Regions from separate parts of the Mus musculus genome. Here region 1 is linked to region 2. Evidence: chromatin loops called from intact Hi-C (ENCODE). Cell type or tissue: left cerebral cortex. All regions are shown on one strand.

Evidence for each region. A loop is a pair of places that touch in the nucleus more often than their neighbours do. Peaks named below come from ENCODE experiments on the same cell type or tissue, not always from the same donor. Only the 100,000 strongest peaks of a DNase experiment are listed, where the experiment ranks them.
Region 1: it touches region 2 in a loop (4-fold over the local background); 2 of 42 quality-filtered maps call a loop at or near these places.

The regions. Positions count from the first base shown.
Region 1 is chr8:126,750,207-126,755,206 of GRCm38, reverse strand. No RefSeq gene overlaps it. Among named protein-coding and RNA genes, the nearest start is that of Gm45805, 5.6 kb to the left of the region's middle. In left cerebral cortex, no CTCF peak of the experiment used is centred here; a DNase peak (open chromatin) is centred at 1,907; H3K27ac peaks cover 322 bases.
Region 2 is chr8:126,691,511-126,696,510 of GRCm38, reverse strand. No RefSeq gene overlaps it. Among named protein-coding and RNA genes, the nearest start is that of Gm31603, 36 kb to the left of the region's middle. In left cerebral cortex, no CTCF peak of the experiment used is centred here; DNase peaks (open chromatin) are centred at 810, 1,918 and 4,022; H3K27ac peaks cover 1,055 bases.

The DNA.
Region 1 (5,000 bases), 59 kb before region 2:
ACTGGGCTCCTGTGTTTGCCTTTCCAGGTGGGAGGCCACACCCCTGTGCTTATGTGGATGCTGAGGACAGGATTTCTGGTCTTCATGCTTCTACAGCAAGTTCTTCATCTTTTGAGTCATCTCCTCAGCCTCACAGTGAACTTGCACCCACAGAGGATTAAGATGGATCACAGTACATTGGGTTAGCTCATTTCACATATCAGATATGATCTATCCATCTGATAGGGTCATGGGTATGAAACACGGGAAGATGTGTAGGGCATCTATGTGAAATACATCTAATGGCGTTTTTCACAGGCCTGGTCCCTGGCTGGCCGTCTACTGATCCTGTTTACAGACAGTCACCTTCTTGAGTCATCAAGATTCTCCTCACATCCCTCACTGGTGTCAGCACAGCTAGAGCAGGGCCGTGGAGCATGCATCCCTAAGGGTTAGAGCTTACCTCACCTCAGCCTCCATGCCAAGCAGGCAGGATGCTGCCAGTAAGCTAAAAATGCACGGGAGTCGTTTGGGTGAAGTACAGTGGGGTTTGTGTTTATGTTGGGTTAAGGTGAGCCCGGGCCTAACTGTTGCCCAGTTGGGTGGTGAAGGAGGACTGTAGGAGAAACCGGGGCACCCAGGGTTCTCCATGGCCCAGAGACGCCCGATGACACTCCCAGTGACTGCTGCTGTCTATGACAGATTGTCTGGGAGCACACCTCACCTTCAGCTTATAAATAGAATCATGTCTGAGGAGATCTGCACAGTGGGCAGGTGCCATCTGTGCCAAGGTTTTGTTTGTTTGTTTCTTCACTTGGCTTCCATCCAGGGTTGAACACAGAGCTGATCGCTGGATGGGGCCATAAGTAAACAATAGATCCATGGTGTGGTTTGAAGATATGAGTTTCCCATGACACAGCTGTAATGGCCCCGGTGTCCCAGTGGTACATTTCAGCCCTTAAAACAATAAATCCTGGTGCAACATTGTATCTATTGCATTGTTTAAGGAAACTAGTACCAGTTACAAAGAAGCTGCTTAAAACATACCCATGGCCCCGTATATATGCCTTTTCTAAGGGAGGTGGATGGCTGAAGAACCCAAGCTCCTCCTATATTGTTATTCTGTATGCCCTATACCCTTTTAGACCTCTGTCTAGAGGCAGAACTTGATGAAGATGATACTTACCGTATTCTGGAATGATGGGGGAGACATACCCTCATGCCAATCTTGCACTATGGAAAGTACCATGCTGGTGTGGCTGGGCAGTTAGCCTCCTCTGCCATGATAATAGCATGAACTTCCATAGCCTCAGTCTCTGCATCTGTCAGATACAGGACAACGGAGTCTGCTTCTGAAGGTTACTGGAAGCACCAGCACTGATTCATAGAGGTTTTGCTGGGCCACAGTCAGTGCTATAGATGTTACATTCAAGGCTGTGACCAGTGCCAGAGAGAAGGGCTCTCTCACCATCTGGAGGCAGGGAGTACATCCCCACCCCAACTGCTTTCAGTTCTATGCCCATGCCTCGCTTCTGCCTGAACAGGCCTCCTAATGACCATTATGCAATATGCATTCTGTGTTTTGATTATTATGCTAATGCAAGCCTATTTCATTGTGATTACAGTGTGATATGTATTATCTATTCTGATGATTATGTATATGCAAATGAATAGCTCACTCAGACATGTGTCTCATAGGCTCAGTCTTGCTAGGGCACTGGCAGAAGCTTTTAAATGTTGCCCTCATTGTTTGCCATTGTTCAAAATATCTTCTATTAAAAAAGCAATGCAGGTCATTGTAAAAATGGCCAACACACAGACAGCAACAGAATGGGACTCAGAAGCCACTTTCCCGCCCTCTTCTTTACTTGTTGCTTGGATAAGTAACCGTTGTGAACAGTCTGGGCAAATCTTTCCAGAAATATTCTGTGCTTAGACACAAGCTATATAAATGCTTCTACTTTGCACAAAAGCAAATCACACTGAAATGTTATTTTTCTTTTCCACTATTTTGGTGTCTGGTCTAATTTAGTATTTTTAACAGTCAAGCAGAAACCCACGATGGAGATGGCTGTAGTCTTTCTCCTCAGAGAAGAGATGTTTAGGGATTGTTGCCAAGGTATCAAATTTCTCTTTTTTTTTTGAGAGCTAAATGTGTGTGTTCCCTAAACCTGCTTCCATCCTATCACAGATACTTCCAAACCACAGACCCATAGGAAGAGCCCACTAGCTTCCCATTATACCTCTGCTGTGGTTCCCAGAAGTAGATGAGCCTGGTCCCAAAGCATGTGTTATGAAGAGTAAGTCCACAGAGGAATCAAGGGGTCAAACACCCCCATCCTGTGCCTGCAGCCTCAACTCCCCGGAAGAACAGAGCACCAGAGATACTTGGTTTCCCTTCAAAGACACGGTTCAGGGCTCAGTTCATTCCAGTCTAGGTTCTCAGCACAGCACAAACCAATGGCTTGTGCAACATGAAGAAGATTTGGTCAGAGAGCGATATTTTTGGGTGTGTGTGGGGGTGACTCTCCTGTCTCCTTGAAAGAAATAATTTGGTTGTGGTGGTTTGAATAAGAATGGTATGCCATAGGATCATATGTTTAAATGCTTAGTCATCTGGGAGTGGCAATATTTGAAAGGATTTAGTGGGGTGGTCTTGTTGGAGAAAGAGTGTCACTGGGGGGTGTACCAGCTCTCTGAAATGCTAAGCAAGCCTCTAATTAAATGCTTGCCTTTATAAGAATTGTCTTGGTCATGGTGTCTCCTCACAGCAATAGATCAGTGAGCAAGACACAGACAGTTTAAGTAGAAGTTTACTCCAAAGACTCTAGAGGGGGAGGGGGAGGGGGAGGGGGAGGGGGAGGGGAGAGGAACAGAAGGGCCCGTGACTTAGATTATTTTGATACTCATTACAACTGTGAAACCCTCCCCAAGAGCAGGCTCCTATCGATGGACCTCCTAAAGCCAGTGCTTTGTCCCACTTTGAGAATTGCTGCCCTGGAACCTTCTATTTCTCTGTGCGTGTGATTTAAGCAGAAATACTAGCAGTCTCGGGAATGTGTAAGATTTCTGTCAGGAGTAAGTGAACTCTGTCTCTGAGCTGAGCCTTCCTGAACATGGGATGATATTTTTGACCACAATGATCCTTACGGAATGTTTTTCTCTCTGTTTTTTTCTGGAAAGAAAATAAAATGTATCCATTTCCAGTTACCTCTGTGGATAAGGAGTAAAGAACAAGGAAGTGTCCCGGGGCTCTCATTCCTGCAGATGTAGGGATCTTTTTATTGCCTAATGTGCTTTGGGCCAGACTTGCATCGGTCCTATTTTTAGACTTGGTGAATTTGGCCTCTTTTTCAACAGATCATATTAATGAACTACAGATGGGCCATAATTGATTCCTTTCTGTCACAATTATTTCACAGGCAAGCCGAATGCACTCAGTGTCTCCTTGGTGACTAGTTACCTGGTTCCTAAAAATCCCCACTAGATCTGCAAGCAGGTTTCCTTTTTGGCTTGGACAGTAGAGGACAGACTATCTGAGATGGATCCAGAAGTACTTAGATGTGTATTTGGCGTCCTTGGCAGTCACAGTGGATATTTGGGGATCTTGGTGACTCTGTAATATGTCAAAAGGAGATGCTTACACTTAAAGTCTTGGTGAGTGGAGGATGGGCAGTGTTACTGGTTCCCACGGGACACATTTCCATCTCAGGTCAACAGTCTCACAAGGACTTTACCTCCCTTTTGGTGACAGCTTCAAGCAGTGCTGTACATCTTGGATCCAGAATGCACTTTAAAGTTTTAGTTAGTGTGTGTGTGTGTGTGTGTGTGTGTGTAGGGTGCATGTACACATACACACAGGTGTATGCACGTACCACAATGCATGTGTAGTAAGTAGTCAGAGGACAACTTAGGGAAGTTATTTCTTTTCTCCTACCATGTAGGTTCCAAGGATTGAACTCAGCATATCAGGCTTGGTGGCTGTCTTTGTTAGGGTTTTACTGCCGTAGACAGACAAGGCAACTCTTATAAAGTCAACATTTAATTGGGGCTGGCTGCCATAGATGTGTAAACTGTTGCTTGATTCAAAATGTCTGCTGCAGGAAGAAGGCGGCCGAATGCATTCAAGGGCCAGCGAGCCTTCTGCTTCCAAGGAATAATAACTGGCGTCCTGGAAGTATGTCAGAGGGTCAGTCCATTATCACCAAGGCGGGAATATGGCAGCATCCAGGCAGGTATGGTGCAGGAGGATCTGAGAGTTCTACAACTTCATCTGAAGGCTGCTAGCTGATACTGACTTCCAGGCAGTCAGGCTGAGGGTCTTAAAGCCCAAGCCCACAGTGACACACCTATTCCAAGGCCACACCCACTCCAACATGGCCACACCTTCTAATGGGGCCACTCCCTGGGCTAAGCATATACAAACCACAGTAGCAAACGCCATTACCTATCATTCTACCTTCCTGGCCCAGAGTATTCTCCTTTGTTTTCTTCAGCAACTTTTCCCTTTGACTACACGCGAAATTGAAGCCAGCACTGGGGGGCGGGGTAGGGGTGGACGTGCTACATTGTGTTCTTACACAAAAGCTAAGAGAACATGAACTTGGAAGCACAGCTGGGCAAGGTGCTGTCCCCTCCAGATCGTACAACCACGAAGATTGCTGACCCTGCTGACTGATACTTGCGTCCTCCTTGTTTTTATTTATCCATCTACTTATTTTGCTGTGTGAATGTGTGGGCATGTATGTGTGCAGATTCATGAGCCTACGTGTACCCGGAAGAGGATGTCATGGGTGCACTTTCTTAGCCTCTATCTTATTCCCATAAGACGGGTTATCTTATTGAACTGAGTCTGGAATAGCAACTTTCAAGCTCCAGCTCCTATCTCCCCCCAGTATTACTGCTATTACAGGCATGCACATATGGCCACACCTATTTTTTTAAATTAATACATGGGTAATGGAGATTTGAACTCGGGTCCTCCTACTTGCACAACAAGTCCTGTTCCCCACAGAGACAGC
Region 2 (5,000 bases):
CGGACCAAGGCTGGGCTCAAATTGGAAACAGTCCTCAGGTCTCAGCATCCAGAGGGCTTCAATGAGGCACAGGCCACCGTGTTTGCTAAAATTGGGCATTTGATAGTTGGCACATAAAGCTTTAACATATTTATGAGTGCCCATGGCACCTCAATACATGTCTATATTGTGTGTTGCTCACATCCAGATATGGGTATTTGTGTCCTCAATCAGGAGACATTTCTTTGGGATGAAAATATCAAGAGTCCTCTCTCCCAGATTTCTTTTTGAAGTATGTTGTATGTTCTCATATTCTATGATTACCACCCCAAGGATTTGTTAATCAGTTGAGTGTGTGTGTGTGTGTGTGTGTGTGTGTGTGTGTGTGTACGTGTGTGTCTCTATGTCAGGTTCCTGCTGGTCTTGACACCTGCTCACCTTCCCATCTCCTCAGGTTCCCAGGGAATTCTGGGTAAGTGCTAGCACACCATCTCAGCTCTCTCTCTCTTAGATCTTAGTGAAGCTGCATTGGGGCACACAGGACTGCCCTGGCGTCTGTGAGCTGATGTGTCTGTAAAGGGGAGCCGGCACCTCTGCTGAGAACTTTGCCAAAGGCCTGAGGTCAGTTAGGAGTATCAGCAAGCAGGACAGACTCACCCACAAGGTGGTTGGCTCATTGCTGGCAAGTAGCAAAATCTCTTCTTCAACGGTGTTCACGGCACCCAGGGAAGGTTCTTTAAAGACAACTAACTGTTCAGCCCACTCCTTCCACCCTGGCAGCCAGGACAGAAAAGGTGAATAAGCCTGTTTATGTTCCTTGTGTGGTACGACGGAGAATCCAGCCCTGTAGAGAAACCATTTCCTGGACCTAGGGGAAGGATCAGAGGGGAAGTATGGTGACCACTAATCATGGTGATTGAGGGACAGGGGAGATTCCCTTCTATGTGTGATACACTAAACCAGCTATGCCACTCCTACCCACACACCAAAGGACACTGCATCTACCACAGAGACACTTGTACATCTGTGTTCACGATTGCTCTATTCATAGTATCCAAGAAATGAAGTCAGCCTAGATGCCCATCAACTGAGGACTGGATAGTGAAAAAGTGGTAAATAAACAATGGAATTTTATTCGGCCACGAAGAACAGTGAAATTATGGAATTTTCAGGGACTTGAGTAGATCTCAAAAATATTACATTTGGCTAAGGGACCCAGACTCAGAGGGTCACATGTTGGTCTTTCATACATGGATCCTAACTGTTAATGTCTGTCTGTGTGTAAATAAGGAGACGAGGAAGTAAACTTTGAAATTAGGCAAGGGTCCACAAAGGGGGAGGGAAGAAGGGGAAGGGCACGTGTCATGGAAGCAGAAAGAAGGGTGCTGGGAGTGGGGGGGGGGGCGCAGAGTGGGAAGAGTATGCGGGAGGGAAAGAGAAACCAAAACAATTTCATTCAGAAAAAAATTCCATAAAAAGGCATAACTCTCTGTATAAAACAAAACCAAAACCAGGTAAAGTGGGGTGGTGTGTGCCTGTAATCCAGCACACAAGAATCTGGGACAAAAGGTTAGGTTATGAGTTGAGGCCAGTCTGGGCTACTTCGTATCAGAGAACCATGTATGAATGTAGCTCAGTTCTAGAACACTTTGCTACCCAGTCTGAGCTACACAGTGGCTCCGTTTCAGAGAATCAGGTACTATAAATATAGGTCAGTGGCAGAGAACACTTTACTACCAGGGCAAGACCCTGCAGCTCTGAATGCCCTTATTTGAACGATAGAGACATTATACATTACCCTTGAAGAGCTAAGGTAAGGTCTACTTGAAATTTTCAAGTCCCGGGATGAAGCACTAGCAGAAAACCACCCAGGCCCTGGGATGTGGCCGAGAACCGCCCCCTCACTGCTGTGGTTTCTTTCCAAGAAGCTCAAAATGCGGCTGAATTAGGACTGTTTGCTTCCGTTCTAGCTGATTCCCAGTGCCAGGTTTACACTAAAGTTCTGGCCTGCAGAACAAAGACATTTCAAACCCAAATTAACCATGCCTCAGTTTGGAAACCCTGTCTGCATCCTGGCAGTGTCTGCCTCTGCCTCCCTAGCCACCTTCCAGTCCCACCCCCAACCTCAATATCCTTACCAGACATTCCGTTTATCCCAATTCTCAATCCTCCCTCTCTCTCTCATATGTGTGTGTGTACATGTGAATGTGTGTGAATTCCTGTGTTTGTGTGCATGTGTACATATAGGTCAGAAGTTGGCTTCTAGGGTGAATTTCTCTCTCTTTTTTTTTTTTTTTTTTTTTTTTTGACACCTTGTCTCACTGAACCCAGAGCTTCCTGATTCTGCTATAGTGTCTGGCCACTGAGCCTGGCTGACTACCTCCCAGTGCTATGGTTTACAGATAGGTAACTTCATATCTGGCTTTTACATGGGTTCTGAGGACCCAAACTCATGTCGTCATGTTTGAGCAGCAAGTACTTTCTCAACTGAGCCTTCTCCCCTTCTCTAGTTGCTCATTGCTATCATCAAAACCCTGACAAAAGCAACTTAGGAAGGAAGGAAGGAAGGAAGGAAGGAAGGAAGGAAGGAAGGAAGGAAGGGTTTGTCTTGGCTCACAGTTTGAGGGGAGGCCTGGCAGCAGGAGCTTGAGGCACCTGCTCACAAGCATCTACATCAGGAAGTGGAGAGAGATGGAAGCAGATTGCTCACTCACTTCCTCCTTTTGACTCTGCCACAGCACACGTCCATTGGGTATCTTAGTCCATTTGTGCTATAAAAGAAATACCCCAAGTGGGCAATTTATATTTCAGATAGGTGAGGAGCCCAAACACTATACAGAGCAATTGCCCATTTCTAAAGTGTTAGCCATGAACACAGAGTGCTGTTATAATAGGGTGGCTGGCAAGTGGTAGTCTTGGATAACGAGTACTAGTCCAGGGTATGAGATCAACCAGGGGAGACTTTCTTCTGTTTCCAGGTATCAAAGGGAACAACATGCTTTTAAGCAAAGCTTGGTGCTGGTGGCTAATCTGCCATGCTCACGTTTCTCAAGCTGAATGTGTCCATTCTGTGACACATAGAGAGGACCATGAGGCAGGTTCTCCTGCTTCTCCTGCTGATCAACATACCCATTTCATCTGCCTAGGAACATCAGTATTCTCTTTAGAATGTACCCCCTCTCATCTATGCACTTAGCTGCCCAGATGGCTTTTCCACCAGTTAGGCCCTCCCTATTCCCGTATTCCCAGAGGTGGAAATTCTTCAGTTTCTCTTGCAGCCATGCCTGCCATCCCTTAGAAGACATATAGGAACCTTAACCAGTGAATGGAAGTTCAACATGGAACCATGCTATGAGGAATCAGTACATTCCCTGGGAGTCTAGGGGCTGTGAAGCAGGTCTAAATGAACACAGAAAAGAGTGGAAATTTGTAGAGAGAAAGCTTACATCAAGACCAAGAGTAGGCATGGGCAGTAAAGGAGAAGAAAGTGGGCATTGCATTGAGGACAATCTGTGTTTCAGCCATTATCCTATTGTTCTTGTCTGTGTTAGGCATTGTGGGTCACTGTAGCAGAAAATGCAGTAGAAACATTGTAGCGGATGAAGGGCTTATGTGTTAGGCATGATGTCACTGTGCCAGACTGCCCAACAGAAACATTGTTGCAAAGGAACGGCTTACTTGGCTCACATTATTGCAGAAAAGATACGGAGAAGCACTGCATCCAGGAGTGGGGAGTGGAGCTGTTCATATCATGGTGGACCAGGAGGCAGAGAGTAGCTAGAACCTTCAAAGGCTTGTTCCTGGTAACCTGTTTCCACCAGCCAGGCCCCACTTCTTAAAGGTCCACAACATTCAAAACAGCACTGTGGGGTATTTCAGATTCAGACCATAGCACTATTCATAGAATTCTGGAGACACCCTCCCTGTCACCTGGCCAGGATTCCCAAACCATATTTCAAAGTATGGCACTAACAGCAGATACTCTCAGATTAGACCCTGCACATCCCAACCATTAAGACTTCCTGCTTTCAGCTGACGTCTGAAGTTGGCGTTCCTCCCTTGTCTGTCCTTGGCTTCCTTTCAAATGTTTTTCTAGCCCTCTGCTCTTCACTGAACAAACTTCTCCCTGCTGGCCAGACTCCTTACTTCTGTCTTTCCTTGGAGTTGGAATACTTTGGTTTCATCATCTCCTTTAGCAGATATTGTAAAATCCTATGGCCACGGGTGTATGCAACACTGTTCCTAAGGAGGTGTGAGCATGACCTCATCCCGAGGTGAACAAATGGCTACCTTTTCTCTCTTTCCACCACACTGCTGTCTCTAAATACCTCATTTAGTTTCTTGGGGCCCTGAGATAGCTTTGTGCACTTGGAGGAGCTGGCCAAGGGAGAATGTAATTGGAAAGATATTTAATTTGGACCTGGTGGGGCATTTCACAGCCTTCTCGGCATATATTGAGCTATTTCCTGATAACTGTTCTGATGGAGTGATGACTTCCAGGAATGCAACTGATTCCACCCTGCTGATCCATTGCCCTGTGGAGACCCAGGCCTCAGGTAATAGCGTAAGTGTGTCCTGTGGTTCCAGCCCCAGAACCATGGAGATATGGGAGCAGGAAGTGCAATGCACCATGTCTGTGGGGCACCTGCATCTGCTTTATGGACTTTTGACAGTTCTCAGAGGTGTTGAACTGAAAGGAAGAGATTGTGTTTTCCCTGATGCCTGGTTAATTCTTCCTACAGAAATCTACCTGGTCACCCAGAAAATGCAATTAGGAATGTAGAGAATAGACTTAGAGAGACAAGGAGAGAGGTGGGGTCTGTGGTTGACTATGATATGGACATATAAAGTGCTCTTTGGATGATTGGACGTAGGATAAGGATGATGATGGTGGTGATGGTGGTGGTGATGGTGATGGTGATAGTGATGATGGTGATGATGGTATGTGTATGTGTCTGCCTCTATATGTGTGTGTACTGATGTATATTATACTGGATATATACACTTAATTCCACAACAAT